Regions from separate parts of the Homo sapiens genome. Here regions 1 and 3 are each linked to region 2. The links are chromatin loops, found by intact Hi-C in ENCODE. Cell type or tissue: gastrocnemius medialis. All regions are shown on one strand.

The links. A loop is a pair of places that touch in the nucleus more often than their neighbours do. Peaks named below come from ENCODE experiments on the same cell type or tissue, not always from the same donor. Only the 100,000 strongest peaks of a DNase experiment are listed, where the experiment ranks them.
Region 1: it touches region 2 in a loop (4-fold over the local background); 24 of 110 quality-filtered maps call a loop at or near these places.
Region 3: a loop joins it to region 2, with 7 times the contacts of the local background. A loop is called at or near these places in 66 of 110 quality-filtered maps.

The regions. Positions count from the first base shown.
Region 1 is chr9:109,240,889-109,248,888 of GRCh38, forward strand. EPB41L4B (erythrocyte membrane protein band 4.1 like 4B) reads right to left here. Exons shown (of 26, transcript NM_019114.5): 14 at 6,868-6,901; 15 at 2,730-2,794. Among named protein-coding and RNA genes, the nearest start is that of EPB41L4B, 76 kb to the right of the region's middle. In gastrocnemius medialis, a CTCF peak has its summit at 3,835 (motif pointing right); DNase peaks (open chromatin) are centred at 3,823 and 4,983; H3K27ac peaks cover 2,633 bases.
Region 2 is chr9:109,516,906-109,524,905 of GRCh38, forward strand. It overlaps a transcript of PTPN3 not described here. Among named protein-coding and RNA genes, the nearest start is that of MIR3927, 9.4 kb to the left of the region's middle. In gastrocnemius medialis, CTCF peaks have their summits at 3,772 (motif pointing left) and 3,980; a DNase peak (open chromatin) is centred at 3,786.
Region 3 is chr9:109,435,964-109,443,963 of GRCh38, forward strand. It overlaps PTPN3 (protein tyrosine phosphatase non-receptor type 3), which reads right to left. Exons shown (of 26, transcript NM_002829.4): 8 at 2,151-2,271; 9 at 920-1,007. Among named protein-coding and RNA genes, the nearest start is that of PTPN3, 58 kb to the right of the region's middle. In gastrocnemius medialis, a CTCF peak has its summit at 4,929 (motif pointing right); DNase peaks (open chromatin) are centred at 1,519 and 4,925; H3K27ac peaks cover 2,747 bases.

The sequences.
Region 1 (8,000 bases), 280 kb before region 2:
ACTTGAGCAGCAAATTCGATCAAAACAAATGCTATGCAATTTAAGATTAGTACGACTGCTTAAATTCAAAGTAGCTCAACTGCTTTAAGATGTGAAATTCAAAGTCCCCCTGTATCTATATAACATCTAATAAGTTATATACTTTATTTAGCTTCTGAAAGGAGTAACTCTGTCAAGGAAGTGGGTATTGCAGTTTTCCTTGTGATAAAATTAGTTTGAATGTATGTCCTCAACCTAAACAAAATGAAATGTTAACAAATTGCAGAATTTTAGAGTTGGAAAGGACCTTGGAGATCACTTAGTCCAACCCTCTCTTTTCAGATGGGGAAAATGAGGTCAATGAAGGGGAAATGACTCGTCCAGGCCACACTAGGGAAACTGGACCCTAGCAATCTCAACTTCTACGACAGGAATATATGCTGAGCAATCTTCCCAAGCTCTTCTGGTTTTATTTGCTCCCATTAATTAAATAACAAAGAACATCAGGAACATAGTAAAATGATAAACATAGACTTTGACTCCAATTTTAAAATCAGAACATCAATATGATTCCTGAGCCTTTACCTTCATTTTAATGAGAATGCAGTCAACAGTAAATTATGACAAGCTATAGTGGTTTTATCTTCAAATATTTACATGGACACCAAAAACACCTTTCAGGACTACTCCTTAAAGACACTCGTCCAAACACATCCATCCATCTGAGGCCAAGACACTTTTCATGGAATGCAATGAAACTATGAAGGTGAATGGAAGAGAGATGCTTCAGTCTCTCAAAGTGCAGTCATGAGTTTATCTCGATACATCATACTTTGCATCCCTCCTAAGTTCTTCTGGTTCTGGTCGTGGACATAATCAAAATGGCTGTCATCTCCACTGGCCGATGCTTTCCAATGCGACCTGTCATCCTGAAAGGATGGCCTGTTTTGTTTGCAGAGCGAATGGTTAGTGGGAGAATGGAAGAAAATGCAGAAATGTAAGTGAAACAACACAAGCACAAAGGAAATGGGGCAGGGGGAACCATGAGCCATGTGAATGGGGATGGCTATGAATGGAAATGAATGGATTTCCTAGTAAGAATTTTAAAAATTCAGATGCAGATCACCTATGAACTTCCAAGCAGAGCAAGGGTCTGTCTATGGTCAAGTCATCATTTCTCAAAGGGTGTCTCATGGGTCAAGTCCGTCTGGAGAAAGCTAAGTGAAGGTGGAAAATGTTCCATTACTACAGGGCTGCTTGGAGGCATGCCAGCATGCACCATGAATGCCTCAGGCAGCATTTGCCAAAAGTGTTGGACTAACAAACTCTGTTTTCATGGGGTATCTTTGTAGAGCTTGAAAATACACAAAATGTTGGGCCCCACCCCATAGATTCTGATCCAGTAGGTCTGGGGTGGGGCTGAGAATTTGCATTAAACAAGCTTCCAGATGACACTAAAGCTGCCAACAGCAGGCCCACCCCAGAGAGGCACTGTTTACGGCTTTCCTCAGAAGGCCTGCTTCTAGGCCATGCCTCAGAAGGAAACTAACATGATAAAACAGGCAATGATAAGCACAAACTTTTGTAAAAACAATGTTAATTAAAATAGCGTTTCTAGAAATCTCTTCTGTTTCTTACGTCTGAAGAATAAAGCACCTTTGAAATACAGTAAGATTTAGAATTATTACTCCACTAACCTAATCTGCTTTAAAAAGTTAAGTGACTACCAAGTGTTTATAAACAATCACGCTTTGGGGTTACAAAATTCCCCAACAAACTTTTTTTTGGCCTTGCTCTAAGTGGGTTTATTTCCAGCATTTTATTCTCCATACTTTCTCAGAGAAAGGCTAGCAACCTCACCTTTATGCAAACTGAACTTGCCAACTATGTTTCTGAAATAGCTTCACACATAAACACCAATTAAGACTGATCTAAAATTCAAATCTTAAAAGGAACATTTGCTTTCACAAAGCTAGCCTTAAAAAAAAAAAAAAAAAAACAAAAAACCTGTCAAGCCTAACTATAAACACAGTCCAGCAGATGCCAGTTGGCTTAGAAAGGATTATGGTAGGTTGGGGCCAAGGTTGGTAAATGGCAGCCCTCGGCCCAATCCCACTGTTTTTCTAAATCAGTTTCATTGAAGCACAGCCATAGCCTCTCATTTATGGATTGTCTAGGGCTGTTTTCAAAGTACAATGGCAGAGTTAAGGAGTTGTGACAGCGACCACAAAGCAGAATATATTGACTGTCTGATCCTTTACAGAAAAAGTTTATTGACCCCTCAGTTTAGGGAAAAAATATCTATTGCCACAAAAAGCAAACTCATTCCCCCAGCCCACCCCCGCAAAAAAAAAAAAAAAAAAAAAAATCCTTAAAAAAAAAAAAACCCCATGACAACAAAATCCCCAAGCTTTCATCACATTTAAAGTAAACAAATTCTCAGGACAGAAAAATGTTACTTAGAAATTTTCAGTAACATCTTGAACACAAAACTAAAAACCAAGAATATATGAGATCAGAATGATTTTAAAAAATCAATTCATTTTTTATTTCACAAAGCATACCTTTGATACATCCACACACATCACTGGCTACCTTTGCTTTGAAAATTTATTCATCTCGGCCATGACAATGCATCCCTTAAGGGTTATTTCTGATGCAGACTTTCTACTCCTAACTAAGCAGAATCTGAACTTTTCTAGAGAAAGGAAAGCTTTCGAAGGTGCAGCTCTGGAAGCACCAGCACTTACCTGACATTTGGAGAGTGAGGATGCCACCGGGGCTGGCTGGGATGGATATTAGGATGATATTGAGGCTAGAAATAAAACACCAAACTTGATTATTTGATGACCTTTTAATTTCAATGGTCCTCATTCGCTTTGTCTGTTCCTGGCATCCACCCGAGGGGCTGGGGGACTAAGAATGGAAAGGCTATAGACCCTGGCTAGGGGGTGGATGTTTCCCAGGACGATCACGTTTCCCCCTCTGACAAAGGCTGGGGGCTGGCACCCAGTGCCGGTTCTTGCCCTCTCCAGAGGCGGCTCCCTGTGAAGGGGCTGGGAAGCTGCCCTTAGAAGGTGACAACACCGGCCTTGAAGGGGGTCGTCCGGAGTACCAGAGACAAGCTGTATTCATCTTCCCAAGGGAAGAGGCGGAAGGTGTCAGAGAGATGGGGAGAGTGGGAGGCAACTTCTCTCTTCAGAAACAATTTTTGTCATTGCTGAAAATGACAATGACCATGTGGAACAGTTACATCTGCACACAGACAAGGACTGGACAGGGATGCTAAGTGAAGCAGCAGGGCCGTGGGTGAAGGTTTTTTCTTTCTCTCTGGTTTATGCAATAAAAATAATCTTCTAAAATGCAATCCAAAACAAAATACCAAAACAAACAAAACCATCCAGAGCGCTTATCATCCTGATAAAACAGGAGGGAGGGAGAGAGTTTGAGAAGAAGGGATGAGGGGAGGGAGGGAAGGAAGGCAGGTAGGGAAAGAGAGAAGAAAGAAAAAGAAGGGAAGGGAAGGAAGAAAGAGAAAGAAGAGAAGGAAGGAGGTTGAAGGTTGTCTTTTTTTTTTTTTTTTTTTTTTTTTTTTTTTTACAGAGTCTCACTCTGTCACCCAGGCTGGAGTGCAATGGCAGTATCTTGGCAACCTCTACCTCCTGGGTTCAAGCGATTCTCCTGCCTCAGTCTCCTGGGTAGCTGGGATTACAGGCACGTGCCACCACACCCCGCTAATTTTGAAGGAAGTTGTCCATTTTAAGAAGAGAACACAGACCCTGTACTCACAAACGGACTGAGGTGCAGCCCTAGCCGGCTAGGTAGCAGCCTGCCTTTCCACTTCTGGCCTGCAGAGGGCAGTGGTCCTAGACATCAGCAGAAGTCAGGGGCTTCTCAAGGCTCAATCTCCTAAGGGGCAAATTAGGCCCTCCTGACATTTAAGTCACTACAGTCTTGCCACTGTTACTCTTTTAATTATTTCTTCCCCTCCTTCTCAGGATACTTTGCTTAGTAAGCAGTGGCCTGCTCTCTGGCACAGAGAATCTCAGCAGTTCTGTTCGTTCCATTTTCATGGACCTGAGATGCCCTCCCTGCCTGTTCTGTATTCAAGCAGCCTTTCCTTTCTCCTTCAAAGACGCCTGTCAGCAAGCAGACTCTGCAGCCCCCGGAAGGACATGCTGCAGGAAAAGGAATCTGGAGAAAATACCTCAGTAGCAGGATCTGGGAGCTGACCAGGGCTTTAGCATCTCCCTGCTGCAATCTCTGCATATTTCTCCTTTAGGGGCTACAGAAACCCACAGAGTTTAGATGATTTGCCCAGAGTCTAACTGTTCCAGGTGTTTTGATCACATAGACAGGCCCAGAATGAGGTTCCATTCATTGGCTGTTCAACAATAGAGAAAGGCTGACCTAGAACTGGACCCTCTATGTTTTCCTCTGGCTTTAAACACAACCAAATCAGATTCATCAGAGAGAGAGGTGGGAACCTTAGCCACAGACCTGGAAAAAGATTTTGGAAACTTCCTTGGTCTCCTCTGGCAATTTATTCACATTCTCAACTGTCAAGGAGTATTTTAGTGTTAACCCAGCTGGTTCTCAACTGGTACACTCATATCCCTTGGAGGACAATGGGAAATGACTGTGTGCATGTTTGCTTGTCATAGTAAGAGAGAAAAGGGAAGCTAATCATCCTGCAATTCCAGGGACAGTCCCAAACAATGAAGAACTCTCCCTCCCCAAATGCCAACAGCGTCCTCATTGAGAACACAGAGATCCATCCTTTGCAGCTGGCTGACCTTGCAGTGCTTGAAATAAGATAAATGCTGCAACACCATCCTCTCAAATACCCTTCACGGTATTCACATGCCAATCAGGCCACTTCTCAGGACGTTCTCTTCCCGGTCAATTTATTCCCAACCCTTGATAGAACACAAGACCTCTAAGATTGGCAAGGTCCAAAGGACCCGTGGTTGCCAATGATGTTGCGATAACAATGCCTAGATGAGTTTCAGTAGATCTGATTTCAACAATCGCCTCATGTTCACTCTAAGCAGAAAACGCACAGTGAGAACACACTACAGGCTATGCGGAGAGGGCACAGGCAGTGCTCAGCTGCTTTGCTTTTCTAAAATTTTTCTCTCCTTCAAGCACTGATCACCTATCAATTACCTGTCTCTACAACTTTTCAGTTACTCACACCTGAAAACCCCTTAACAAAAAACAATCAGTGAATAACAAGATTCAAGAACCCTGGCCGGGCACGGTGGCTCACACCTGTAAACCCAGCACTTTGGGAGGCTGAGGCGAGCAGATCACTTGAGGTCAGGAGTTTGAGACCAGCGTGGCCAACATGGTGAAACTTTGTCTCTATTAAAAATGTAAAAATTAGCCGGGCGTGGTGGCATACACCTATAACCCCAGATACTTGGGAGGCTGAGGCAAGAGAATCACTTGAACCCAGGATTATTTAAAAATAGAGATGGGGTCTCACTATGTTGCCCAGACCGGTCTTGAATTCTTGGGCTCAAGTGATCCTCTTGCCTTGGCTTCCCAACGTGCTGGGATTACACGCATGAGCCACTGTGGCCAACTCTGAGTTGGTCTTTGAGAGATACTTTAATATACTGATAGGAAGCAAAGGAATTCCAGGCAGACAAACACGGGCAAAGAATGGTGGGAAGAAATTATGGGGCAACAATTATGCAATTCCCTGTGAGTTGAACATATGGAGCGTGATGGGAGTGGTGAGAAATAAATAGAGAAGTTGGAACCAGGTGGTACAAGGCTGTGAATGGCCAGAGAGAGAGCCACCCACAGTGGCTTAGGAAGAATGTGCTTGATCCAGGCTGAGCTGTAAACCACACCTTCCATGTTACCAGGCATGGGTGAGCTGGCAGGCGGCACAGGCCCTGGTTGGCCGTCCTGAGAAACAGCAAGACGCCAGCCATAGAAACGTACCTGTGCTCCTTCCTGCAGGCAATGGGCCTAGCACATCACCTAGCACAGTGCTTTACAAAGCAGGTTCTAGAAACCATGTATCTATTCGTGTTAATGAGTTCACCACTACCAAAAAATGGTAGGGGTTGAGGCTAGCGTTTTTTTAAAAAAGATATGAAGGGGCTGAGGCTAGTGTTTGTCTTTTTAAATAGATGAGTTCCCACTGTGTCGTCTGGGCTGAAGTGCAGTGGTATTCATGATAATAGCTCACTGCAGCCTTGAATTCCTGGGCTCAAGTGATCCTCTCGCCTTAGCTCCCCCAAATAGCTGGCACTACAGATGTACACCACCGTGCCAGCTCAAGACTAGTTTTTTTTTTTTTTTTTTTAATCAGGGGCGTGAGAGGGGAGCAATTCGCAAATAATTTGGGGAAACAATACATTTAAAAAAATAAAACATGTCTTTCTTGCAGGATTTCTCAGTACTTTTATACCTCAGTGGACACTGTAAAATCCAAGAAGGGGAATGAAAGATGTGACATTTCCCAAACATTTGACCAAAACATCCTTTCCTGGAAGCCCATCTCAAGGGACTCATGTTCCCTAGGCCTAAAACACACTTTGACCAAAAGCTGCCTCACTTGAATGCCACTAAGGGGCTGTGTGTGGCCACCCAGAAACTTAAACATATGTCCCTGATGCTTGCCAGTTGACAAGGTTAAGAAAAACAGGCAGTTCAGATGGCCAAGAAGTGGCAGGGGTCAGAAGGAAAGGGCTCTTCTCTTACCATTTTCTCAAAAAAACAAATATTGTTATTATTTTCTCAAAATCTGATTACAAATATGATGACTGCTCATTATGGAAAATTTAGAAACTTTACAAAAACCTTTTTTTAAATTTTATTTTTAAAATTTTCCTTCTTTAAAGAAAACCTTTAAAAGCAGTATCTTACCTGGTAATTATGGACTTCTGGATTTGTTTTAGAGCTAAACAAACAAACAAACAAAAAACAGAAAAAAAAAGAAAAATAGGTTGTAGAGTGGCATTATTAATGATTTATTTAACAATCATGAACTATTCCTATGTGCTACATACTCTAATAGGAACTTCCACATAATGACTTTTTTTTGGTTATTGGCTGTTTAAAATGAACATATAACAAGGAAAACCCCAGACAGCAACTTTCACTTGTCCTTTTAGAGCTCACAAACAGAAACAGTAGGAAATATTCCAGAATGCAGTCTCAATGTCATATTTTGGTGACAAAAATGAGGTCCTGTTTCAGTTGGGCAAACCAAGTAATTTTACTCCCATTTCAGGCCTGCCCTGGCATTGCTGGGAGACCTCACAGCACCGGCACCAGAAGCTCCAGTGATGCGCAGAGCCTCTTCCCACGGCAGGGGGAGGCACCGATCCCTCCTGAGCATCTCCCACTGGGTACTGTGGTGGGAGCCACATGTGGGTCCCCTTGCTATTAAAACCACTGTCAATAATCTGGCCACCACTTTGGAATGTTCTCTCCAGACAAGACTCTGTACTGGGAACTTCACATCTGTTATTATTTAATCCACACGACAAGGCTATGAGGTCAACAAATGTGACCACCTCGTTTTACAGATAAAGGAACAGTTGCCTAACAGAGAGTTGGGAAACCTGCTCAGGGTCGCCTGGCTGGTCAGTGGGAGCCAGGGCTAGAATCAACATCTGCAGAATCCTAAAGCCTGTCTTCTTTCTGCTAAACCAACTTGGCTCTTAGAGGGACTGAGAAAAGGCTCAGGGCTCCTCATCATGATCCTATTTCGATGGAATCTTTTTGTTTGTTTTAAGAGATGAGATCTCACATGTTGCCCGGGCTGGTCCTGAACTCCTGGGCTCAAGCAATCCTCCAGCCTCAACCTCCCAAAGTGTTGGGATTATAGGCATGAGCCACTGTGCTTGGCTGATGAGATCTTAAATGCTAAATATATATATATAGGCCGGGCGTGGTAGCTCACACCTGTAATCCCAGCACTTTGGGAGGCTGAGGAGGGTTGATCACGAGGTCAGGAGATCGAGACCATCCTGGCTAATACGGTGGAACCTCGT
Region 2 (8,000 bases):
TAGGTTAGGGGACTTGCGAGGTGAGCAGGGATGGAATAGGGGTCCTCTTAGGCACATGTGGATAGGAGGGAACTGTGGGGCCTCCAAGCATATATTCCGTAGGCAGCTGAATACTCAGAACTCAGGAGACATAGGTATTCGGGTGTCATAGTGTGTAGATAGTGGTTGAAGCCATGGGTTTGATTTGTTACTTTGCCTGGCCATAGCTGGTGCTTGCAGAGGCACTGAAAAGTCATCCTCACATGTTGAGGATGATCTTTGGAGCCCCAGAAGAATCCCTAGATGGACCTAAGAGTTATCCTAGGAAATCCCAAGCAAGGACCATTTTTATTCACCTTTGTGTGGCCAGAACTCTCCACAGGGCTTGGAAGTTAATACATGCTCAGTTACATTGGATGAATGTGTTGAGGTTCTCTGATCCTTTGAGGTCCCCCAGGCCTGGGGAACCAACATCATCAGGTCCCAATACCTGGAGGTGATGCTATAAGTTCAAATTATGAATTAACCAAGTTAAGAATTATTGTAATTCTATACTTCCAGAGATCCTCTAACGGTACCCACTGCTATACCGTCCAAAGCGCCTGTTCAAGGTAGTGGTTATCAAAAATGAATGTGAATTAAAATCAGCTGGGGAAATGTCCTACAACTATGGATTCCCAAGCCTCATAGGTATTTGATTTAGGTCTAGTTTGGAGATAGGTATTTTGATTTAGTAGGTCTGGGTTGGAGCCCAGGAAGTCTGCTTTTGAAACAAGCTCCTGAAATAGTTCTGATGACCATGTGATGGAAACCATAATTTGGGGAAAGCCTCTGGTGCTGGCTGTTCTCCCTTGCCCATCCAGATGTGCTCTCTACTTCTAGTCACTCTGGCCTGTGCCTGCACAGCTGCCTTCTGTGGCCTGGACCATCTGGGCTTCTTTGGCCTCTGGCTGCCATTGGGTTCCATCAGTGGGAGACCCTAGCAGAAGCTGGGTAGGATGAGAGAGAGGGTGGACATTGAGTCTCCTGGCCACTCCCTGCAGGCTGTGGTTTGGCAATGACTGCATCCATGATGCCTGTCAAGCAGGTCCTCTCTCCTGGCTGCAGCTCTTGCCAAATCCTTCACCAGCTCCCTTTCTTTTCCCCTGCAGGCCTAGGGGTGGTTACGGCTTCCTGCAGTGGCTGGTCTCTGGGTGCTTCACTATGGTTTCCTTTAACCCTGCTCAGGTCTCTCTAAGTAATCCCTTCATTACATACTCTCCAGTTACCTCTTTGTTCCCTCTGCTCCTGCCAAGACAGGAAAACAAAAACATTGACTGGAAAGAGTCAAGAATTCTGGGCTCAGTTCAATTCAATTCAGCAAACATTTACTGAGTGAGGTCCTCTCAGCCAGGCTCTATGCCAGGAGCTGAGGTTACAGAAAAGAACTCAGACATGGCACCCACCTCCTGCAGAGTTCACAGCTTCATGGGATGCTAGAGGGCCCCTGGTGTGGCTGCACTGGAGGTGGAGTAGAGGCTGAGATTGTCATGCCTAGTCCAATTGGAGGCAGAGAGATGCAGAGAACCTTTGGCCATAGGATGCTCCCATTGGACAGGTGCTGATCAGGGTGACCCAGCCTCTAGGTGATCTGTGTGGTCTGGGTGCCTCCTGCCATCTCCCAATCACCGTAATTAAGGCTTCCTTCCTTCTAAAGCAGGTTTAATTCACCAGCCTGCCAAGACTCCCCTGCCTCCATCCAGAGGGGTGTTTGGGAGAAAAGAGGAACACTTGTTGGAGTAATGGGCTTGAGGGCCCTGAGGTTACAACTGAAGTAAAGCTCTGGCTGGTATGTGTCACAAACCTCCCATTCAGGGCTCATAATTCCACAAACCATCTCCATTGACTTTAAAGAAGGACATGATCTTGAGCAAGTTCCTTCTCTGCCCTGGGCCACAGTTTCCTCATTCCTCAAACAGGGCTGATAAGGTCAGTGCAGGGAGGCTGACCAGTGCTGTTCATCCAGAAGACTGAGAATAAGAAAAAGCATACTTTAAAGGAGTCTGGCAAACTCCTATTCATCCTTCAAAAGCCAACTGAACATTTTACTTCCTCCAGGAAGACTTCCTGGAGCCCCCTAACTTCTCCTTCTCTTGTATTCATCATAGTCTCCGGTAACATGACCACCAGCCTGCCTAGTCCACTTGACCTCTAGATTCCTCAAACATCTGTCTCTTTCTCTCCAGAACCCAGCACTGGGCCTAAGGCATATCAGGGCATCAGAAAATGTGTTATGAACTGAGTCAAAAGGAATTCTTCCTGCAACAGAAGAAGTAGTGCAGAGGGTTCACGTTACAACTTTCGACTTTACAGTGGTGTGAAAGCAATACACATTCAGCTGAACATCAATAAGAGATACCAATACTTCATTATAAAACAAGCTTTGTGTTAGATGATTTTGCCCAACCGTAGGCTAATGTAAGTGTTTCAAGCATGTTTAAGGGAGACAGGGCTAAGCTATGATGTTCAGTAGGTTAGGTGTATTAAATGTATTTTTGACTTAGTACGTTTTCAACTTATGATGGGTTCGCTGGGATGTAACTGCATCATAGGTCGAGGAGCATCAGTAGTAATACCAGTGACCTTATCAGCCTTGTTTGAAGAATGAGGAAACTGTGGCCCAGGGCAGAGAAGGAACTTCCTCAAGGTCACATAGCCTGTAAATGACATGGTAGCGTTGGGACTTGAAGCCAAACAAACTTGCTGACTGCAAGGGCTGGACTCCTCATGGTGCAGGGAGGCTGACCCGTGCAGGGAGGCTGACCAGTGCTGTTCAGCCAGGAGATTGAGAATAAGAGGACACTTTGATGGAGCAAGTGCTCCTTGCCAGGAACTGTTAAGAGCACATTTGCATCAACGCACTTAACCCTGACAGCCTTGTGAGGTATATGTGTGAACAATGCCCAGTTTGACAGATTAAGATCCAGAGCCTTGAGATGATTAAGAAATGCATCCAAGGGCACGCTGGCTCACGCCTGTAATCCCAGCACTTTGGGAGGCCGAGTTGGTAAGGTTCATGAGGTCAGGAGATCGAGACCATCCTGGCTAACACAGTGAAACCCTGTCTCTACTAAAAATACAAAAAATTAGCCAGGCGTGGTGGTGGGTGCCTGTAGTCGCAGCTACTCAGGAGGCTGAGGCAGGAGAAAGGCATGAACCCAGGAGGTGGAGCTTGCAGTGAGCCGAGATGGCGCCACTGCACTCCAGCCTGGGTGATACAGCGAGAGTCTGTCTCAAAAAAAAAAAAAAAGAAATGCCTCCAAGATCATACCAAGAAGAGGCAAAACTTACCTAGATTTATCTAGAGCCCATGCTCTGCGCCATTGCATTTTCCCCAGGGAACTTGACTCCAATTTCAGATTAGGAAGAAAGACAGCACACAGCTCAGTGTTGTACTGTACTGTATTTGTAAGAGATTTATAAACAGAAATGTGCCTCTACATCATGGCTCCCCTACCTCCCCAAATAAAAATAAAGAAAGAAAGAAATGGAAAGGAAAAAAGAATAGTGCTTCTAGGAGCATCCCGAAGTATATGAATTGAGAGTTTGGAAAATTGACAGCATGACAGAGTAAACTGCAGGCGCCTAGCGGAACATGCTTGCTGTGCTGGGGATCAGCTGTGTGATCCTTTCCTTCTCTGGGCTTCAACTGTTCCCTCATCTTTCTTTCAGAGCCTTCTTGACAGTGTTTCCTTTTGGATTGGCAAGTATGTGGGACAGTTTGTGTCAAGCACACAGTCTCTTTGCGCCCTCTACTGTTCAGTTATAGCACTGTCCGTGGCCTGGTTTGTTAAATTCACGTACGTTAAGGTAAGGGGATGGTGAGCCACAAAGTGCGTCCACAGAAGGCCACAATGTCACTAAGCAAAAGCCAGTCCTCTTCCATCCTAGCAAAGACTCGAAAGTCCTGTTGATCCTGCCCACACAATTTCAATTATTTTCTTAAGTGCTTTTTCCTGAGTGCACTTGCACACACGCCCTCTACACCCACACCCAGTACCACCTGTTATTAGAGTTATCACATTGTATGGGAATTGCCGGCTGACATGTCTTTTTAAGCACGAGGCCTGGCATTACTCACCTTGATAGTCTCTCTCTGCCCTGTAGGAGAGTGTGTGACATGTATACCCTCCACTCAAGTGTATGGAATGTAGAGAACAATGAATCAACAAAAAAAGAGATGGCAATCTGGAGAAAGGTTGGGGTAAAGAGTTGCAGCCAGAGGGGGATGTTCTGAATTCAAAACTTTTTTTAAGGCAGGGTTTCCCTCTGTCGCCCAGGCTGGAGTGCAGTGGTGGAATCATGGCTCACTGCAACCTCCACCTCCCAGGCTCAAGCAATCCTCCCACCTCAGCCTCCCAAGTAACTGGGACCACAGGTGCGCACCCCCACACCCAGCTAAGGTTTTGTATTTTTTGTAGAGATGAGGTATCACCATGTTGCCCAGGCTGGTTTCGAACTCCCGAACTTAGGTGATCCGCCCGCCTCAGCCTCCCAAAGTGCTAGGATTACAGGCATGAGCCACCACGCCTGGCCTTGAGTTTGGAACTATTGCATCCCAGTTTCAGTAAGGTTCCCTCTGCCTGCAACATGTCCCACTTCCTTTGCCCAACTTCACCTGCATCACACCTCTCATCCTTGGGGTGTCAGCTTAGGAATGATCCCTTTGGGAAGCCTTCTCTGATTCCCACTTGTCTGAGTGAGATCTGTTTTCTATTTGCTTCCTCACATCCTGAGGTTTTTCTACCAAAATACTTATCAAACTATATTCCAACTCTGATTTAGTTGTCTTTCCCACTAGACTTGAATTTCCACAAAAGCAAAGACGAGGTCTAGCTTGCTCATCCTGGTACTCCCAGTGCTTTCAAGGGTGCTTGTGTTCATCCTTTTATTTGTAGAATGACTATTATGTTAGAACTAATATGAATGGGCTAACAAATTCCAAGATGGAAATGAAAATCATAGAAGGGACTCAGGGAGCATCTAGTCTTATCCCTTCATTTTACAGATGAGGAAACTGAGGCTTAGAGAGGGTACCTCTCCTTAGAGAGGAAACCGAGGCTTAGAGAGGCTAGAGCCTGTCAGTGGCAGAGCTGGAATTAGCGAGTTATAATGGGGACTTTCTGGGCTTTATTTGCTGTCTGATTTGTCTAAGGAATAAAGGTGTCTTAGGTTCTTGTGACTCAAAGTGTGGACGGCAGACCATCAGCATTAACCGCACCTGGGAATATGTTAAACTCTCAGGACTTACCCTAGACCAGGAGGGCAGCTATCTAGGCTTCTAAATCATTACAGTTCCTTGCAGGAAAGCCATCTGGTCAAGTGGAAAAGAAATCCTAGCCAATGTCTTGTGGCATTAAGTGCAGGCTATAGACCAAAGGCCAAAAGTGTGGGCCCCTCACCTCTCAAAGTTCAGACAGTTTCGAAGTCCAGGGCCTGGCCTGATGGAGGATGATGGCCAAGATTCAGGTGAGCTGACTCAGTGAATAAAGAGGCCTCGAATAAAGAGGACCTCCTGGAAGCACGGCAAAAGCTGACTAGCACGCCTGATGCTGCACATTGTAGCATCCAACCTTGCAGCTATTACACTAAACAAATATTTTTATAAATGTATATTTATTTATACAAAGAATTCCACCCACACTGCTCAAGGTGGTGGTGAAAGTAATATACGCGTACCTGCTAGTGGCATTGTAAACTGCAGCCTGTTTGGAAAACACTACAACATGTAATAACAACTATAAAGTGATTTATCTCCTCAGACCAAGGAATGCCACTCATAGGAAACCATCCTAAGGAGATAATTCAACACAAGTGAAAAGCCACATGCATGAGATGTTTATTAAAGTTAAAAGTGGAAAATACTAAATCAAAAGGGAATGGTTGAGCAAATTATGACATGGTATCTTCATGAAGACCATTCAACTTTAATTATAATATAATTAATATGTCCCACTTCACCTGCTTGGGGTACAATAGTGATGAAGAACATGATCTGTGGGTTTTCAGTTCTGACTCTACCATTTACTGTGTTACCTTGGACAAGTTTACTTAGCTGTTCTATGCCTCAGTTTCCTTATCTGTAAAATGGGGATAATAGCAATACCTATTTTATAGGATTGTTGTGAGGATTAAATTATTTAATTACGTTCATTAAAGTGCCTGGAATAGTGCTTCTCTATAAATTTATATCTTTTTTTTTTTTTTTAATGAGATGGAGTCTCGCTTTGTCGCCCAGGCTGGTGTGCAGTGGTGCGATCTTGGCTCACAGCAACCTCCGCCTCAGGTTCAAGCGATTCTCCTGCCTCAGCCTCCCGAGTAGCTGGGACTACAGGCACGTGCCACCATGCCCGGCTTATTTTTTGTATTTTTAGCAGAGATGGGGTTTCACCATGTTAGCCAGGATGGTCTCCATCTCTTGACCTTGTGGTCCGCCTGCCTTGGCCTCCCAAAGTGCTGGGATTACAGGCATGAGCCACTGTGCCCAGCCTATATCATTTTTTTAAACAGTCAGATTAAATGGCTTGATAGTCGCATACCACCTGGTACAAGAATGCTTTTCTTTCGTCTTCAGAGTCTGACCTCCTAATAAGTTTCAGCCCTCCAGGCATATTTCCCAAGGACTCCTTTGAAGACTCAAGGAGAGAAAACAAGAGAATGTCTTCAACTGGGCTCTGCATTTCATTCTTTATGGCTCTTGTTGCTATGTTGTGTGGCCATTGAAACAGGTGACCTGGGGACCCTCTGGAATTCTCCTTTTCCAGAATTATGCTCAAATGTGGTAACTTCACCCCATACATGCCTAGACTCCCGGATCTTTAGAGCTTATATAAATGTGTACACACATGCACAGACAAACACACACATAGTGTATGCGGCCTTCTGCAAGTCTCTTCCTGAGGGTCCCTGAGTCCCAGTTGCTGAGCATGAATGAGATTCTTTCCTTCCTCTTTCAACCCCTTGGTCTGTTTGCAATGACCTCCCTGGGATGTCATTCCTTTCAGTGGATAACTACTTGGTCCAATGACAATAACAACTGCTGCTGGTCATGGTGGCTCACACCTGTAATCTCAGCACTTTGGGAGGCTGAGGTGGGAGGATTGCTAGAGCCCAGGAGTTCAAGACCAGCTTGGGTAACATAAAGAAACTCTTGTTTCTACAAAAAATAAAAATGTTAGCTGGGCCTGATGTGCACCTGTGGTCCCAGCTACTCAGGAGATGGAAATGGGAGGATCACTTGAGCCCAGGAGGTCAAGGCTACAGTGAGCTATGATCGTATCACTGCACACCAGCCTGGGAAACAGAGTGGGACCTTGTCTCAAAAAAAAACCAGCAGACAAACAAACCAACCCAGCTGCCATTCATTGAAAGCCTGAAGAGTGCCAGTTGTTTTGCTGCTGTGCCTTTACAAACATCCATCCTCAGAATGAACCTATGAAGGAGGTACTATTATTCCCATCTCACAGCTGGAGCCTCTGAAGTTCAGATACATTAAGGAGCTGGCTCAAGACTCACTACTCATGTGAAATGCCTGAGATTTTAACCCAGGTTTGTCTAACTCCAAAGCCCACACTCAGAATCATGAGCCTAAACTGCCTCCCTGTGTAGGGATATAAACAAGAAGTTTATAATAAATGGTAACTGCAAAAGTAAAAGCTAAGTCACATTGCCACAATGAATATAATTGTGTAAAAATATGTCTGCATGTGGACAAAGCCTTGAGAATATTTGCTGTGCAAGACTGATAGGATCGTTATGGATTCTTTTCCTTTTAAGTAATTTCCTTTTGTGATAGCTATATAGTTTTTTGATTTGGATTTTGTTTTGTTTTTGAGATGGAGTCTCGCTCTGTCGCCCAGTCTGGAGTGGAGTGGCATGATCTTGGCTCACTGCAACCTTTGCCTCCCTGATTCAAGTGATCCTCCTACCTCTGCCTCCCGAGTAGCTGGAACTACAGGCATGCACTACCACAGCTGGCTAAT
Region 3 (8,000 bases), 81 kb before region 2:
AATACATAGATTTAAAATCTGATCATTTACTCAATCTCTATGAGCCTCGGTTTTCTCATCTATAAAACGGGAATAACTAGAATGTCGATTTCACAAGGTTTCTATGATCACAAGGTGAGACCTTATGGTCTCATATGAAAGCATCTGGATAAAGGCTAGTATATAGTAGGTGCTCAATTAATTTTTGCTTCCTTTTGGATATGATGTGGACCAATCACAGGTAGAAAACGTATGCCACTGATCAAAGGTCAGATGCTAATTAGACAGTGAGGGGTCATGTGCTGAAGCTACAACTTGTGTGCTGTGTGACCTCGGTTATGTCCCTGAGTATCAGTTTCTCCATCTGTAAAATGGGGTTAATGATAACATATGGAACTCATGGTATTACCGCAGGAAATAATCCACTGGTGCATAGAAATTGCTTGACAGATGACAGATGTTAGTAAATCCTACTAAAGTAGCCACAACTAATTTCAAATATTTATTGATTTTAACAATTATATCACCATAATCTTTTTAAAAAAACTATCATATATGAGTAACTATCTCCAATTTGAGCAACACTTGAGATTAAGTAGTAGAAATCTTGGCTCCTTAAACCGTCACCTGAAAAATGAATTTATACCTATTTTTTGCCTTTTAAAACCATAATATAAAATGGTCTTACAAAAATTACTAGTTTCTAGTCCCCTAACCCTTCAAAAGGGAAAAGTCTTCAAGTACAAAAGCAAACATTAAAAAAAAGCAATTGGACAAATGACCAACAAAAAATTCAGCATTACTTAATAAACCTTCCAAATATCTTTTAAAAAGTCCTGTTATAATGAAAAAGAAATAGTTTCATCAAAGAATTTTTCAAACTCTCAGAGATTAAAATAAAAACATAATGTTTGAGCCAAGACATAACAAGAATACATACCCTACCACTGTGCAGTTCTACTCCATAGAAGTCGAGGGTCCGCGCTATGTTGATATAGCAGGATTCTGCTTCTGATTGTTTTAGCCCACTACGGAAGAAAAGACAAAAAGCAGAGTTCATCCAATAAAGAGAGGGCATTAACTCCAATTTTAAAAAATCTAGAACATTTGATACCATTTCTGTAAGGTTATTAAATGCCTTATGTTATCAATCTTCAGCAATCTAATGCTAAATTCTACTAAAGCAAGTTTTTATTCTTATCCATTGAATGTGACTCCCTCTAGACCCTCTTGTTTTTAAATTAAATAATACTTCCCCTTTAGTGGGCTCACAATATTCAGACGGAGAAGACTGTTACCTTTCAGAATCCCTGCCCTAATTATTCCAAGTTGCTAATTAGTAGGGAATCTTTAGGTCTCTCTGCCTTTATCTCTTCTTTTGGCAGTGGCCTCAAACTTTCAAACGCCACTGGCCCCGTACTATTTTAGGAGATTGACTTCTGCCCTGGGAGTAATTCTGGGAGAGAGGTTTGGCAATGCCTTCTTAGAAAGGACACTTGGTTGCCTGGCCTTTGTTTTTATGGCTTTCCCAAGAAGAGAGCAGCCCCTTGAGAGCTGGCCTTCTTGGTCAGGGTGGCCTTTATTTGACCTGGACTGCACAGCTGCTGCTGTAGCTTTAAGTAAAACAAGGAAGGGGAAGAGCAGCCAGAATTGGGCATATGTGTTGGAGCTGAGGCTCGCAACAAATACGCAGGGGCAACTGCAGAAGACTCATGCTCCCCACTTGGACATAGGGCACTTTTCATGAACTGAACACAGGAGACTGGTCAGCACTGTACGTCCATCTGTCTGTCTGTTTAACAAGACCTGAAGGAACAGCTTGTTTTATTAAATGTGGTAAACTGCTAAGAGGTTTACCTTGGTACAGTCCATTGGTGGGGCAATCAGATTTCAAAATGGGCATTTCCTTCAGGAATTTACTGATTTCAATGACATCCTGAAAAGGACGCAGCAGCTATCACCCTAAACTCTTACTGGATTTTACACTTTACAGAAATGCTAGTTATGCCAAATATATCTGCCACCATACCAGCTCAAAGGTTCAAAAACCCCCGACATCTTGAAAGAGGATTCATGCACAAAAGAAAGAGGCTGCATCAAACACAAAGGGATATGATGTCTGAAAATACCCAACCCAAGTCCCCAAAGTAGGCCACCCCAGCCCCCCTCACCTGTGCTGCTCATGCAGAGATTCGACTTTTGTTAAAAAGTCCTCATTTTGATCGGGTATAAAGTGACTATCGGAAAGATAGCCTGGATGATGTATGGAAGAATTATAGTCTCCAAAATGAGCTATCAAGACAGAAGAAGGGGAAAATCATAATTAGTTTTGCCTTTTTAATATGGTTTGCATTTATAAGCATCTACAGCATCATCAGAATAACATTAATTAGAAATACTCTTCTGGTAAGTTCTACACCACATGAACTGAAGCTTCTCACTAGCTCCAGATTCCACACTTATCTGAGCCTTCACTATAGGCTAAGATACTATCACACATGATCCAATCAAATTCTCATTCTCCCCAAGGACACAGAGGGAGAAAATTAGGAGACGGTGTTTGAACCTAGGCCCTGTTCTAATCCCACACCTCTTCCATACACTGTGGTCAGCACAGCAGTTTGCACTCATGCCACTGGATAAAGAGAACCCACTGGGGGAAATGCCACAATCCATATGCCACACACGGTGCAGGCTTTCTCTGCCATACCCCAAGGTTACCATAACACTGGACCAATCTGCTCTAAAAACTGGGTGTAGGCAGAAGGGAGGCCATGCCGACCTGACCACTCTCCACATCCTGACCCATCCCCTGGGATTCAGGGAGGTGTGGAAGAAAGGGGACCAGGATGTGCTCAGAGGCCACAGGGACAAAAGGTGGGTGGGAGTGGGGCTGAATGGTCAGGGCTCAGGCAACAGCAAAGTTCCTAGGGAGAAAGACACATTCTAAGGGGAGTCAGAAGATATGAAGAGAGATTCTGGGGCTATCAGGGGAATCACATTAGGGACCTGCAGGTGCAGAGGGAAAAGGAAGGGTGACTTCCAGACTAGCCCCTGGGCAAAATGGTACTGCTCCCTTGAGACCCTTGACTGTTGTCTGCCAATGTGAATTGAATTGTTGATGCCTATGATGTGATGGGCATTCTTGAGAGTTGTGCAGTGCTCAACCTGTACAAGTGTCCATGGCTGCCTCAAGGACTCAAACCATTTGGGTGTCTGGACCATTGAGGAAACTGGGAAAAAGGATGGCACCAGGTGAAGAGCAAAGGACCAGGCTTATGGGACCTGAGGACATCCATTTCCCTTCTCCACAAGTTTTCCCATTTGTCTAAAAACAGAATTGAGGAGATAATCTCTACCTCTAATGGGGCAACCGATCTCGTATTCCATTTTCTTGACAAACAAAACAAAAAAAAGCTTCTACTTCATCTTTAAAAAAAAAATTAGTCCTGATCTTTCCAAATATTTTAATGAATTTCTTCCTGTAGCTCGCTGCAATGCCAGGAGCCTCCTGAGGACTCTCAATTCAACACCAAAGATTTCCAAATCAAATAACTCCTTCTCTGTTACAAGGGCAGAGTATGGGAAAGATATGGTGATACTTTGTGGCCAATCTCAGAAGGGAAGTGGGTGAGACAGGTAGCTGCTTGGGTGAATTTCACCATGAAGTTGAAAGGGCAATGCAGCCGGGCATGGTAGCTCACGCCTGTAATCCCAGCACTTTGGGAGGCCAAGGCGGGTGGATCACCTGCGGTCAGAGGTTTGAGACCAGCCTAGCCAACATGGTGAAACCCCATCTCTAGTATAAATACAAAAATTAGCCAGGTATGATGGTGCATGCCTGTAATCCCAGCTACTTGGGAGGCTGAGGCATGAGAATCGCTTGAACCTGGAAGGCAGAGGTTGCAGTGAACCGAGACTGAGCCACTGTACTCCAGCCTGGGTGACACAGCCAGACTCTGTCTCAAAAAAGAAAAAAAAAAAAAGGGAAGATGCAAAGGTTATGTTTCATTCAGCCTTGTTCACCTAACTGCCCTCACAACACAGGGCTGCTCTTTTGAGATCCACACCATAACGAAGGGATCTGTTTCCTTCCTACACTGTGCCTCAAGTGCTGGGAGTGGGTCAGACTCACCTTTAGGGCCCCCAGCACCAGGCATGACACACAGTAGGTGCTCAGAAATTTGGGTGCTCAGAACTGATCTGTACAGAGGCTGATGCAAATTTCAGTTCTGGAAGGGGAAAAGGGCAGAGAGCCAAGTGACCAATGCATGCAGACTTGGTCAAGGTTAGACCAGAGGCTGTTAAGGCCAGCCAAATGTGGCCAAGCTGTGGAAAGAAATGTCAAGGCTATGTGGCTGGTGAGTTTGTGCAGGGTTAAGCGCACATGGTGCGTTCACAGGAAATCATTTAAATGCCCTGACACAGCATGCCCAATGAGGAAATTGCTAGAAAGCATTAGAATCACTTCCTTCAAAGCTCTCATGTTAAGAGTGAAGAAATTGCGGTCTGGAAAGGAAAAGACACCTTTGGGACAGGGTCAAGATCAGAACCCAGGTGATCTGAACCCCAGTTAGTGCTCCTACCACCCCACCAGCCTGCCTGCCAGGCCTGTGAGCCGCTGCTGGCCATTTGATGGCAGCAATCATGTCCCCAAAGGCCAACCAAATGCTGTAAATGACTTTTCCTGATCCTCAAGGTGGAGTCCTATGAACCTTTACTCTGTTGGTTTCATTAGCTCATGGAGATCCTCCTGGATCCCAATAAGGTTATCCATCATACCAGTTAACAGTCCCATCCCTGGTATCATTCTGCAAACATGAACAGCAAGGTTCTCTCTTTAGGCAAGTTGCTGACAAATGTTCTGAGCTTCGAACACAACCAATGAGCCTCCCTGTGGGGTGGTTTTCCCTTTAAATCCTAAGCGGCCACTCTGTGCAAAGCTCTGTGCTAACCACTAGGGGGAAACAAAGTTAAACAGTGATAAACATTTGCAAAACACTGGGCGGTTTCACATCGATTTCAATGATGTCATCCCACTTGTTACTCATGGTAACCCTGTGATATAGGCAATGCTTTTTATCCCCACTAAACACATAAGGAAACAGACCCAAAGGGGTCTGCCACTGTTGCTCAGCTGCTAATTTGGAGGCTAGACTCTGACCATAGTCCCTGCTCTTACCTACTTACTATACTATATGCTCCAAACTCCTAAGTAATCCATTTTCCTATCTGTGAGAAAGCAACACATGCAAAAGCTAATTATAGCAAACAAAAAAGGAAGTGCTTATGTGGGAAATACCTTGTCATTTTAAGTTCCATGCTTTCTTCTGGTTGATAATATTTTATGTTTTGCAGCAAAGAGAGGGTATATCCCAGGTTCCAAAGTACAGCATTTCAAGCTGCCCGGCTGTTGTACTTGGAAAGACTTTTACCTGCTATTCATTCAACTCCAACCTGATCTTAGAGGCGGTTCTCAGGGGTCATTCCTAGGACGTTTTCCCAGATGCTCTCCCCTCTCCCTAAGCAGGATGAAGTGCACCCCTGGTGGCCATCTCCACTGCTAGTATCATCCACATCTGCCTCCCTACAGGCTGTAGACTCCTTGGGGAGAGCAGTGTGTTTTATCCATCTGTGCACCCTGAGGCTGGTACAGACCTCTATGTGGCACAGGTGCAGGGAACATTCTGGAATAAACATATATTCCAAAAAATATACTTTATTCTTTGAGCCTCATAAAGCCTTGGCAGGCCATTAACAATTTTCCATCATTGTATATTTTTGGGTACTTTACCTGAAGATCACTTTTTTTTTTTTAAGAGATGGGGTTGCTCTGTTGCTCAGGCTGGTGTGCAGTGGCATGATCATGGCTCACTGCAGTCTCTAATTCCTGGGGTCAAGCAATCCTTCCACCTCAGCATCTCAAGTAGCTGGGATTACAGGTGCAAACCACTATGCCGGACTTTATTTTTTATGTAATAAGAAAATGTGCTTTTGGTTAGCTGGTCACAGTGAGGACTTATATCAGATGCCCCTCTTGGAAGAATTTAGCAAAATATATCATAAAATGTAGGTGTACCTTTTGATCCAGTAATTTCATATACAATAATTAATTTTTTTTTTGAGACAGAGTCTCACTCTGTTGCCCAGGCTGGAGCACAGTGGTGCAATTATGGCTCACTGCAGCCTTGACCTCCAGGGCTCAAATAATCCTCTCACCTCAGCCTCCCCAGTAACTTGAACTACAGGGGTGTACCACCACACCTGGCTAATTTTTGTATATTTTGTAGAGACAGGGTTTCACCATGTTGCCCAGGCTGGTCTCAAACTCCTGGGCTCACGCAATCCGCCTGCCTCAGCCTCCCAAAGCGCTGAGAATACAGGCGTGAACCACCGTGCCTGGCACAAGTATTAATCTTAAAGAAATGTATGCTCTGCAATATATATATTTATTGAGGGTGGAGGGATAAAAGCTTATACTTAAAACTGCTTGCCTGATAAGCCATGATTCTATTAGCATGACAGTAATGTGACTATTTCTACTGAAGCCAGTTTGTACTTTTTAGGTGCCCACAACTTCTTTAGCCCCCATTCTATCAGTTCTTTGCAGAAGGGAACCTGACTACTGAAGCCTGCGATAGAATTCTTTATTTGCTTTTTAAATTTTACTCTAAATAGAATTTACTGTTTACAACAGGCAATTCCCTGACAGCTTTCTTCTGGGCAGACATGAAAATACAGTAAGAGCTAACACTTGACACGTGCCATGCACTATTCTAATAGTTTTACATACAGTCACTCATTTCATCTTCACTACAACCCTTGAAGGAGACACTTATTATCCTCATGGGTCAGGTAATGAAACTGAGGTCTGGAGAAGCTCAAAGTCGGGCAGGTACAAGTGGAAAAGGCAAGACCTAGGTATATGGCTCCAGTCCAGTTCTCAATGACTCAGCCAGGGATGGTCCAACAATAAAGAATTTTTAGTTACAGATCACCTTCACATTATTGCTTAATTTGAACCAAGGTAGCCATATTGAGAGCTGTCTTAAATCACTCACCTCAGTTTTACAGGTGAGAAAACCAAGATTAGGAGAGGCAATCCCACATAACTGGCCACCGGAGACATCAGATTTTTTTTTTTTTTTTTTGAGACAGGGTATCACTCTGTCACAAAGGCTGGAGTGCAATGGCATGATTATGGCTCACTGCAGCCTCAACCTCTGGGGCTCAACAGATACTACCCCCTCAGTCTCCCTAGTAGCTGGGACTACAGGCACCGCACCACCACACCCAGCTAATTTTTCTATTTTTTGTAGAGATGGGGCTTCATAGTGTTGCCCATGCCAGTCTCGACCTCCTGGGATCAAGTGATCCTCCTGCCTCAGCCTTAGAAAGTACTAGGACTACAGATGCACACCACCATGCCCAGATAATTCTTCAGTTTTTGTAGAGACAGGGTCCTACTATAATACCCAGGCTGGTCTCAGACTCTGGGGTTCAAGGGATCCTCCCGTCTCAGCCTCCCAAAATACTGGGATTACATGCGTGAGCCACCACACCTGGCCAGGGATGCCAGGATTTAAATTGAATATGCCTATATTCTAGTTAGTGTTCCTGCCTCATAAACCTGAAGCTCAGGCTGTGAACACCAAACTTGCTCTGAGACATGGGGAGGCTCAGTCTCCTCAGCTGATTGGCCTGGCAGACACAGAGTTCACAAGGTCTACAGATCATAAGAATACAAACTGGTGACCATGCCACTTCCCATATGGATGTGAAATGGCCGGGCCTGTCCCAGGTATATTGTAGGGAGAAGGGAAGGTTCAAATCCACCCAGGCCCATTCGCCTGTTTTGAGTTTCCCACTAAGGAGGAGGCGATGCAGGTATCGATGGAGAGACTAACTCTGGTACTCGTCTTACTCGTGAATAGGGTCATCTTTGATGTCCCCTGCCCTCCACCTCCTGGTTCCATGCAGGTGGGTGGGTAAGCTGCAGGCCCAGCCACCTTGCTCTTCAC